3 separate regions of the Homo sapiens genome follow, and regions 1 and 2 are each linked to region 3. The links are chromatin contacts, found by Hi-C or POLR2A ChIA-PET in ENCODE. All regions are on one chromosome and are shown on one strand. The core of a region is the stretch at or near the end of the contact, and the rest is flanking DNA. Distances in the headings are between cores, read along the strand shown.

What was found. A loop is a pair of places that touch in the nucleus more often than their neighbours do. ChIA-PET counts read pairs that join two places held with the same protein, here RNA polymerase II (POLR2A). Pooled maps may share reads with other maps.
Region 1: a loop to region 3 is called in a pooled map, with 2.9 times the contacts of the local background. The contact joins two enhancer-like sites. A Hi-C loop is called at or near these places in 1 of 50 pooled maps. POLR2A ChIA-PET finds 5 or more read pairs at or near these places in 3 of 52 experiments (IMR-90, T-cell and activated B cell).
Region 2: a pooled map shows a loop between it and region 3 (2.8-fold over the local background). The contact joins two enhancer-like sites. A Hi-C loop is called at or near these places in 1 of 168 maps with a recorded cell type or tissue (PC-9) and 2 of 50 pooled maps. POLR2A ChIA-PET finds 5 or more read pairs at or near these places in 2 of 52 experiments (PC-9 and naive thymus-derived CD8-positive, alpha-beta T cell).

The regions. Positions count from the first base shown.
Region 1 is chr9:129,736,465-129,739,164 of GRCh38, forward strand. It overlaps PTGES (prostaglandin E synthase), which reads right to left. Exons shown (of 3, transcript NM_004878.5): 3 at 1,885-2,700. Among named protein-coding and RNA genes, the nearest start is that of PTGES, 15 kb to the right of the region's middle. RefSeq lists an enhancer at 978-1,227. Within about 2 kb of position 1,272, at least 29 of the 41 ENCODE cell types and tissues checked have a DNase peak (open chromatin) inside an H3K27ac peak, as active enhancers do.
Region 2 is chr9:129,568,129-129,570,828 of GRCh38, forward strand. No RefSeq gene overlaps it. Among named protein-coding and RNA genes, the nearest start is that of C9orf50, 52 kb to the right of the region's middle. RefSeq lists enhancers at 1,686-2,549, 2,550-2,700, 2,562-2,700. Within about 2 kb of position 1,287, at least 29 of the 41 ENCODE cell types and tissues checked have a DNase peak (open chromatin) inside an H3K27ac peak, as active enhancers do.
Region 3 is chr9:129,269,621-129,272,320 of GRCh38, forward strand. No RefSeq gene overlaps it. Among named protein-coding and RNA genes, the nearest start is that of LINC02975, 11 kb to the right of the region's middle. Within about 2 kb of position 1,263, at least 6 of the 41 ENCODE cell types and tissues checked have a DNase peak (open chromatin) inside an H3K27ac peak, as active enhancers do.

The DNA.
Region 1 (2,700 bases), core at 22-2,521, 470 kb after region 3:
CGGAGCCCGCCCACCCCAGGCTGGAGCTGCATGCATGGGGACGGGGGGCAGGATGAGGTTGCCACCCCAGCATCGGGCACCACCCCACCCTGAGGAGGCACTCACAAGCCGACAGAACAGGGGCGGTGCCGGGCAGGGGACCTCATGGTCTCGTGGTCTCTGCGGCTCCAGTGTGGTGGGGGCCGCCTCCTTCACCCACGCCCCAGGTTCACAGTATTGCCATGGGCATCCGATGCCCCTGCTCACCTGGGTCCGGTGGGTTCCCAGCAGGTTATTTTGCCCACAGAGCCCCTCTTTCCCCAGGAAGGAAAATATAAATATAAAAGCGCACGCTGCTGTGGCCAGGCACGGTGGCTCACTCCTGTAATCCCAGCACTTTGGGAGGCTGAGGCAGGCAGATCACTTGAGGTCAGGAGTTCGAGACCAGCCTGGCCAACATGGTGAAACCCTGTCTCTACTAAAAATATAAAAATTAGCCGGGTGTGGTGGCACATGCCTGTATGTAATCCCAGCTACTCGGGAGGCGGAGACAGGAGAATGGTTTGAACCTGGGAAGGAGAGGTTGCAGTGAGCCGAGATGGCACCACTGCACTCCAGCCTGGGTGACAGAGTGAGACTCCATCTCAAACAACAACAACAACAACAACAAGAATGCACGCTGGGTTCGCCTCCTGGATGGCCCCTGCCCTGGGATCTGTCCTCCCTCTGGCCTTACACTGTCCGAGCCCAGGGACAGCAGGCAAGTCACCTCTCCCCTGTGAGGAGACACCCCCTACAAGCCTCCTTCCTGTGAACCTTGCCTCTCTCATCTAAAAACCCTCACCTTCCTCATCTAGAAAGCGGAAATCCCTCCTGCCTCGGATTGTTTTGGGGATTTTTTTTTTTTTTTTTTGAGACATTTTCCCTCTGTTGCCCGGGCTGGAGTGCAGTGGTGGGATCTCGGCTCACTGCAGCCTCAACTTCCCAGGCTCAAGCGATCCTCCTGCCTCAGCCTCCCGAGTAGCTGGGACCATAGGCAGGCACCATTACACCCGGCTAATTCTTTTTTTTTTTTTTGGTAGAAAAGGGATCTAGCTCTGTTGCCCAGGCTAGTCTCAAACCCCTGGGCTCAGATCTTCCAACTTCGGCCTCCCAAAGTGCTTGAATTACAGACATAAGTTGGAAAAAAATCCAACTAGTATGCCCAGCCCAACGCTTAGCAAGCAGTAGGTGCTCAATACTGGATCGCGCCCTTCCCGTTTCTCTCCCGAGAGCCGCCGCGGCCCAAAAACAGAGGCGTCCCCTTACCACCAGGGGGCAGTGTTTCCCCTCTCAGCTCCGAACGGGACCCGGGGCCTCACGGCGCTTTCTGGCGGGGCCTGGGGTCCCTGCGCTGCTGGAGAACCCCCGGCACGGCAGGTCCCATCCGTTAGAGGGGCTCCGGCCTCGGGGTGCTGGGAGGGGGCGTTCAGGGAAAGTGAGGCCGTGCAGCACAGGGGCTCCGCCCAGGGACTTTGGCAGCCCCGACTTTCAGACCTGGCCCCGCACTTCCGGGCGCTGGCCTCCTGGAGTCTCCGTGTCCTGGTTGACGGAGCTGATAATGGCAGCCCGCGGGCGGGGCAGCCCCGCAGGGAGGGGTGACCTGGCCGGGGCAGGATTTGGGTGCTCCTGGCTCACCTCGCCAGATGCCACCTTACCCGCCCCAACGGGAGGCAGGAGGCTGCTGCTTGCTGTGTGATTAACACCCAGCCAGGGCGCGTTGGTGTCTGCGCCAGAGATCTTGTCCCGCCAAACTGGCTGTAGACAGTCACCGGCAAGAACGCCCAGCGCGCTGGAGCATCAGGCCAGCTTGGGCAGCAGGGAACACCAGGAACGCGCAACCCAAGACGAGGTGCTGGGCCCAGCTGGCAGACACTTCCATTTAATGACTAAAAATCACACATCTCAGGTCACGGGTCTAGGAGAAAACACACACACACACACACACACACACACACACACACACACACACACACGGATTCCCCATCAAGGGGACATTTGCAGTTTCCAAACCTTGAAGATACTGAAGGGACCAGAAAGTTCCTTTGAGTGGCTGGTCACCCAAAGCTCCCGGTCCTCCACCCACTGCCCTTTGGAGGGACTCAAACCTTGGGAGGAGAAGGCTGAGCTTCCTGTGGGCCCCTCCCACCCACACCTGAGCCAGAGAGAAGACTGCAGCAAAGACATCCAAAGCCAACGGCAAGGGAAGCGTCAGCGGGGGCAGAGGAGCCAGCCCTGTCCTTGGCTCACCCAGCTTCCACCATACAGGAACCCAAGACCCCAGCCTTGCTTCCACAGAGAACTGGCAGGGGTCCCCTGGCCTGGCCATCACAGGGACTCACATGGGAGCCTTTTAAAACTCCAGATGGTGGCTGAGCACAGTGATTCATGCCTGTCATCCCAGCACTTTGGGAGGCCGAGGCCGGTGGATCACTTGAGGCCAGGAGTTCGAGACCCTCCTGGGCAACATGGTGAACCCGTCTCTACTAAAAATACAAAAATTAGCTGGGTATGGTGATACGCGCCTGTAATCCCAGCTACTCAGGAGGCTGAGGCGGGAGAATCGCTTGAACCCGGGAGGCGGAGGCTGCAGTGAGCCAGATTGTACCACTTCACTCCAGCTTGGGCAACAGAGCAAGACTCTGTCTTGGAAAAAAAAAAATACAGATGGCCAGGCTTGCC
Region 2 (2,700 bases), core at 37-2,536, 300 kb after region 3:
CTGCCGAGCCAATGGCTCAGCGAGGGCTGGGGAGCCCTGACCTCCACCCACGCTCTACGATCTGTCAGCACCACTCTGCTAAGACCTCCCAAACTTCCGCACCCCCGCAGGCTGACAGGGCTGCAGGTGCCAGCGCTGACCTCCCGCTGCTCCTGTTCCTCTCCTTCCGCAGGCACCCCTCGCCCCCCACCGCCACCTCCAGCCGGGTTCTGGGGTCCTCCTGGGCCACCTGCTTACTGTGTGTCCCTGGACACGGCGTCTCCCCTCGCTGAGTTAGTTTCCTCATTTGTAAAACGGGGATATGGCCCGTCTCCTAGAGTGACCGGGAAGATCGGTGGTATCAACGCAAACTACAGCCCGGCAGCTTCCAGGCGAACTCACTTCTCAGGACGCCTCTCCTGCTGTCCTCTCAAAGCGGGGGACGAAGCCACCACCACCCAGTTTACAGATGGGGAAACTGAGGCTCAGGGAGATCTGGAAACCTTCCCGGGCAGCTGGGCTCCGAACCCAGGGCTGCGAGCACAAGGGCTGGCTCCCGCCCCCGGCCCTGGTCCCTCCTTCCCCGGGGCATGGCCCGGCCGTGCCAGGCGCTCGGTGACAGCCCCCGCGGGGGAGGCCGGGCTGGGAAAGGAGAGGGCAGCGGGCGGGGGCGCCTGGCCGCGCGGGGTCGGCCGCGGGTCGATACGGCGGCAGGATGAATGGGAGAGGGGAGCGCGGGCGGGAGGAGGAGGGAGGAGGAGGGGGAGGAGGGAGAGGCCGGAGCAGGGGGAGGGCCCGCCCCCGCCGCCCCCCAGGCCCCCGCCCCGCCCAGCGGGCTTGGCCGGGTCTGCAGCCCTCAGCGCCAAGCGCGGCCCCGCGGCCCCACCGAGGGATCGATAACTAATTTCACCGCGGCAGCCGCCCCAGTTTTTTCCCGATAATTGCGCGCCGGCAGCTGCGAGCAAGGCCCCCAGCCCGGCGCGCAGCCCCGCCCGCGCGCGATCAATTGACACCGCCACCGGGCGGCAGGAAAACTCATTTTTCTCTCCCTCCCCGGCTCCGGGTGGGCGCGGGCTGAGCTCTGCCAAGGGCCGGGGGCTACGCGGGGCCGGGGCCGGGGCCGGGGCCGGGGCCAGGCCAGGGAGGGAGGGCAGGGCCCGAGGAGGGGGCGGGGGCGCGGGCGCGGGTGTGGGAAGGAGGCTTGCAAGGAATCCGAGGAGGCGGGGTGCCTCAGTTTCTTCACTCTACCACAGGGGCGTGGCCGAAGGCGTCAGGGACGTGGGGTGCGGGCGGGGCTGTCCCAGCCCCTCTCAGCTGTTGGCGGACTGGCTGGCTGGTGGGAGGAAGGGCTAAGTCAAGCGCCACGGCCTGAATGCGTGGGTTCGACTCTGGACTCCCACCAGGGACCACTGTGTGAGGTTGCATCCGTTCCTCTGGACTCCCACCAGGGACCACTGTGTGAGGTTGCATCCGTTCCTTCCCTTCGTCTCTTCCTCTCTGAGCCTCAGTTTCCCCATCTTCTGAAAGGGGCCTGGCATATCCTGGGCAGGCAGATGGTGCATCAGAGGCAGTGATGCCCACAAGGAAGTGCTCCCCACAGGTGGCTTGGAGGAAATCCTCCTTCCTCAGCACTCATGGAGGCCCCCTGTGGGCCAGGCACTGTTATAGGCCTTCCGGGTGAGGACCAAGCAGTGACCACAGCTGACAAAACCCCTACCGTTGTGGAAGGAACATTCTACTGAGGCCATGGACGTACAATACCCAAGTAAGCAGTGAGAAGATGCCACTTGCCATGGAGAAAAATGAAGCAAGGTCAGCAGGACAGGGTGTGGGGTGCAAAGGCAATGCAGCCCCCAGGACCCATGGTGGGCCTCACCCTAGGCCCTCCTTGCAAAGCTCAGAGCTGCTCACTCCCAAACTGCCGGTTGTTCAAGGTCATGGGAAACCTGCAGACTTGGCATTTTCCAATGAGGATGGCCAGGAGGAGAGAGACCAAGAGGAAGGAGAAGCCAGGAGGTGGGGTGGGACAGTCTCCCTCTGGAAGAGTCCATAAGAGGGCCAGAGAGAGAGAGAGGGGTGGGGACTGGAGGGCACCAGGGCAAAGGGGGTACAGTCAGAGCTCCAATGGACACAGTGTCCTGGGGGGTCAGGTCAAGAGAGACTTGGGTTTGCTGGCCTGGTCCCAGCTGGGCCAGTGAGGCCCAGGGAAGGGCAGGGGCTCGCCCAGCCACAGTACTTATGGGGGACAGAGATGGGCTCCTAAATCCTGCCACCAGGCACAGAGAAGGGCAAGAGGGGCCAGAGAGGAAAGGAGGAAAGAGACTCATGGAGCGGGGGTGCCATTCTCTGTTTAGAGGGGTCAGGAGCCCCAATTTGCTTCCCAGAGGCCAGCTAAAGCTTCCTGGGAGCACCATGGGTGGTGCTGGGACTTCTACAGGACTCAGCATGACTCAAAGGGCCCTGGGGAATGTGTTCTGTTCCCCAGTCCCCCACCCCCCAGCTACCAGAATGACAGAGGCTCCCCGATGGAGGTGGGTAAGCCGGGCAGGGGTGGCGGCCTAAGGCTGCTGGGGAAGTGGGGTGTTCCAGGACTGAGCAGACCTCCTCCCCCGCCTCGGTTTCTTCATCTTAAAAATGGAGCTGGTGTTGAGGTGCTGAGGTTCTGTCAATCTTTCTTCCCTCCAAATTCCTGGCACGCCCAACCCCACGTCTGGGTTGAGA
Region 3 (2,700 bases), core at 13-2,512:
GCTCAGGCTGAAGTGCAGTGGTGCAATCTCGGCTCACTGCAACCTCCACCTCCCTGGCTCAGGTGATCCTCCCACCTCCACCTACCAAGTAGCTGGGACTACAGGCGCCTGCCACCATGCCCAACTAATTTTTGTATTTATTTATTTATTTTTGAGATGGAGTTTCGCTCTCGTTGCCCAGGCTGCAGTGCAAATGGCGCGATCTTGGCTCACTGCAATCTCCGCCTCCCAGGTTCAAGTGATTCTCCTGCCTCAGCCTCCCGAGTAGCTGGGATTACAGGCATGCGCCACCACGCCTGGCTAATTTTGTATTTTTAGTAGAGACAGGGTTTCTCCATGTTGGTCAGGTTGGTCTCAAATTTCCAACATCAGGTGATCCGCCCACCTCGGCCTCCCAAATTGCTGGGATTATAGGCATGAGCCACTGCGCCTGGCCTAATTTTTGTATTTTTAGTAGAGATGGGGTCTCACCATGTTGGCCAGGCTGGTCTTGAACTCTTGGCCTCAAGTGTTCCGACTGCCTCAGCCTCCCAAATTGCTGGGATTAGAGCCATGAGCCACCATGCTGGGCCCATATCATGAAACCACTTTTGACAGCATAATTTTAATGGTGGCACAGAGTCCGTTATCATTATTTATTTACCCAGTCCCGTGTGGATATGTAGGTTGCTTCTGACATTTGCGTTTGTATGTCATGCTCCAGTGAACATCCTGGTGATCAACTGGGTGGCCCCATCTGCAGATGCACTTGTGAAACCTACCTTGGTTTCCTGCCTGAGCCTCTCCTGTATCGGTGCTTAAAAGGGTGCCCTAACTCTGCAGAAACTATCAGTAGAAATGAGTGTAGGGGGCCAGGCGCGATGGCTCACGCCTGCAATCTCAGCACTTTGGGAAGCCAAGGTTGGTGGATCACTTGAGGTCAGGAGTTCGAGACCAGCCTGGCCAATATGGTGAAACCCCGCCTCGAATAAAAATACAAAAATTAGCTGGGCTTGATGGCGCGAGCCTGTAATCCCAGCTGCTTGGGAGGCTGAGGCAGGAGAATCACCTGAACCTGGGAGGCAGAGGTTGCAATGAGCTGAGATTGCACCATTGTACTCCAGCCTGGGTAACAGAGTGAGACTCTGTGTCAAAACAAAAAAACAGAAGAGTGTAGGGGGTGAAATGTACGTTCTTGGGCTAAGTTGTGTGAAAAGCCTGGATTTTCCAGATCTGATCTCCTTTTGCCCTGTGCCCCCTTTCCTGCTGATGTCTTGGCAGTGGGGAGAGGAGGGGTGACAAAACCGAAAGTCTCTCTTTTTTTTTTTTTGTAAAGTCGTCTCTTACAGGAAAATATGTGGTCCTTTCAAAGCCCTATCCCTTGTAAGGGTGGTTTCTCTGCACTCGGGGGGGTCTCCCTCCTGTTTCCTTTTGAAGATGGTGTCTGGCTGTGTGGAGAAGCTTGCATGGGCCAGGACAGGAGTCTCTTGCCCTACTTGCCATCACTGGACCTGCTCAGGAGGGGCGGGTCTGGTCTGCCCTGGTCTCCGGGAACCGCATCCACGTTCTCTGAGGCTGACTGGACTTCGCTTTGCCCTGAAAACTTCCAATTCACAGTCAATCTTCTTCCCATATGTTGTTTTTTTCTGTGGCTGCTCTAATAAAGTCCCACAAACCCGGTGGTTGAAAACCACAGAAATGTGTTCTCTCACAGTCCCAGAGGCCAGAAGTCTGAAATCAATGTGTGGGCAGTGCCGTGCCTCCTCTGAAACCTCTAGGGGAAGGTCCTTTCTTGCCTTTCCGGCTTTAGCCCCAGACTTACAAATGCATCTCTCCACTCTCTGCCTCCAATGTCACATGGCATTTTCCTCTTCTTCTAAGAACACCACTCATATTGGATTAGGCCCCACCTAATGACCTCTTCTTAATTATATCTGCAAGGACCTTTATTTCCAAATAAGGTCACATTCACAGGTACTGGGGGTTAGGGCCGCAGCATATCTTTTTTGGGGACACACTTCAACCCATAAGACCATCCCATTCAGTTCCTGGGCTTCCTCCACTCAGCTGCAGGGGTTGGGGGTCTCTGTGAGACTGTCCTCAGCCCCTCTGCCTGGGGACTGGGGACCCTCAGTCATTTCCATCTGCTGCAGCCTGGCCACACTGGGTGCAATGTCAGGCCTAAGGTGAGCCTCGCAGACCCCTTAGGATGCATCCTGGGGACATAGGCACCAGCTCTGATGTCCTCGGATCCCCCAAACCTATCTGAATCTTTCTACTGCCCCCAGACGCCTCACGCCTGACTTTCAGCCTCCCTTCCCCTCCTCCTGCCCTGAAAGGGGCTTCCAGTCCCCGCTGCTGTCTAGCAGGGACTCTCCTTTTGTCACAGTCCCCTTCTTCCCTAGTCAGGGATGCAGATGGTATCCACACGGCTCTTCATGGGACCAAACGCTTCATGGTTTAAGTTTTATGGTAGGGAGATGCTGGGGAGAGAGAAAATGTACTGAATTAGCAACAGGGGAGACACAGCAGGAAACATTTCCACAATTCTATGCCTGTTGAAATGATTTTGATGTTGAGCCCTATTTGCCTTGACCTTTTTTCTTGTTTTTTTTTTGAGATGAAGTCTTGCTCTGTTGCCCAGGCTGGAGTGCAGTGGTGTGATCTCAGTTCACTGCAACCTCCACCTCCCGGGTTCAAGCAATTCTCCTGCCTCAGCCT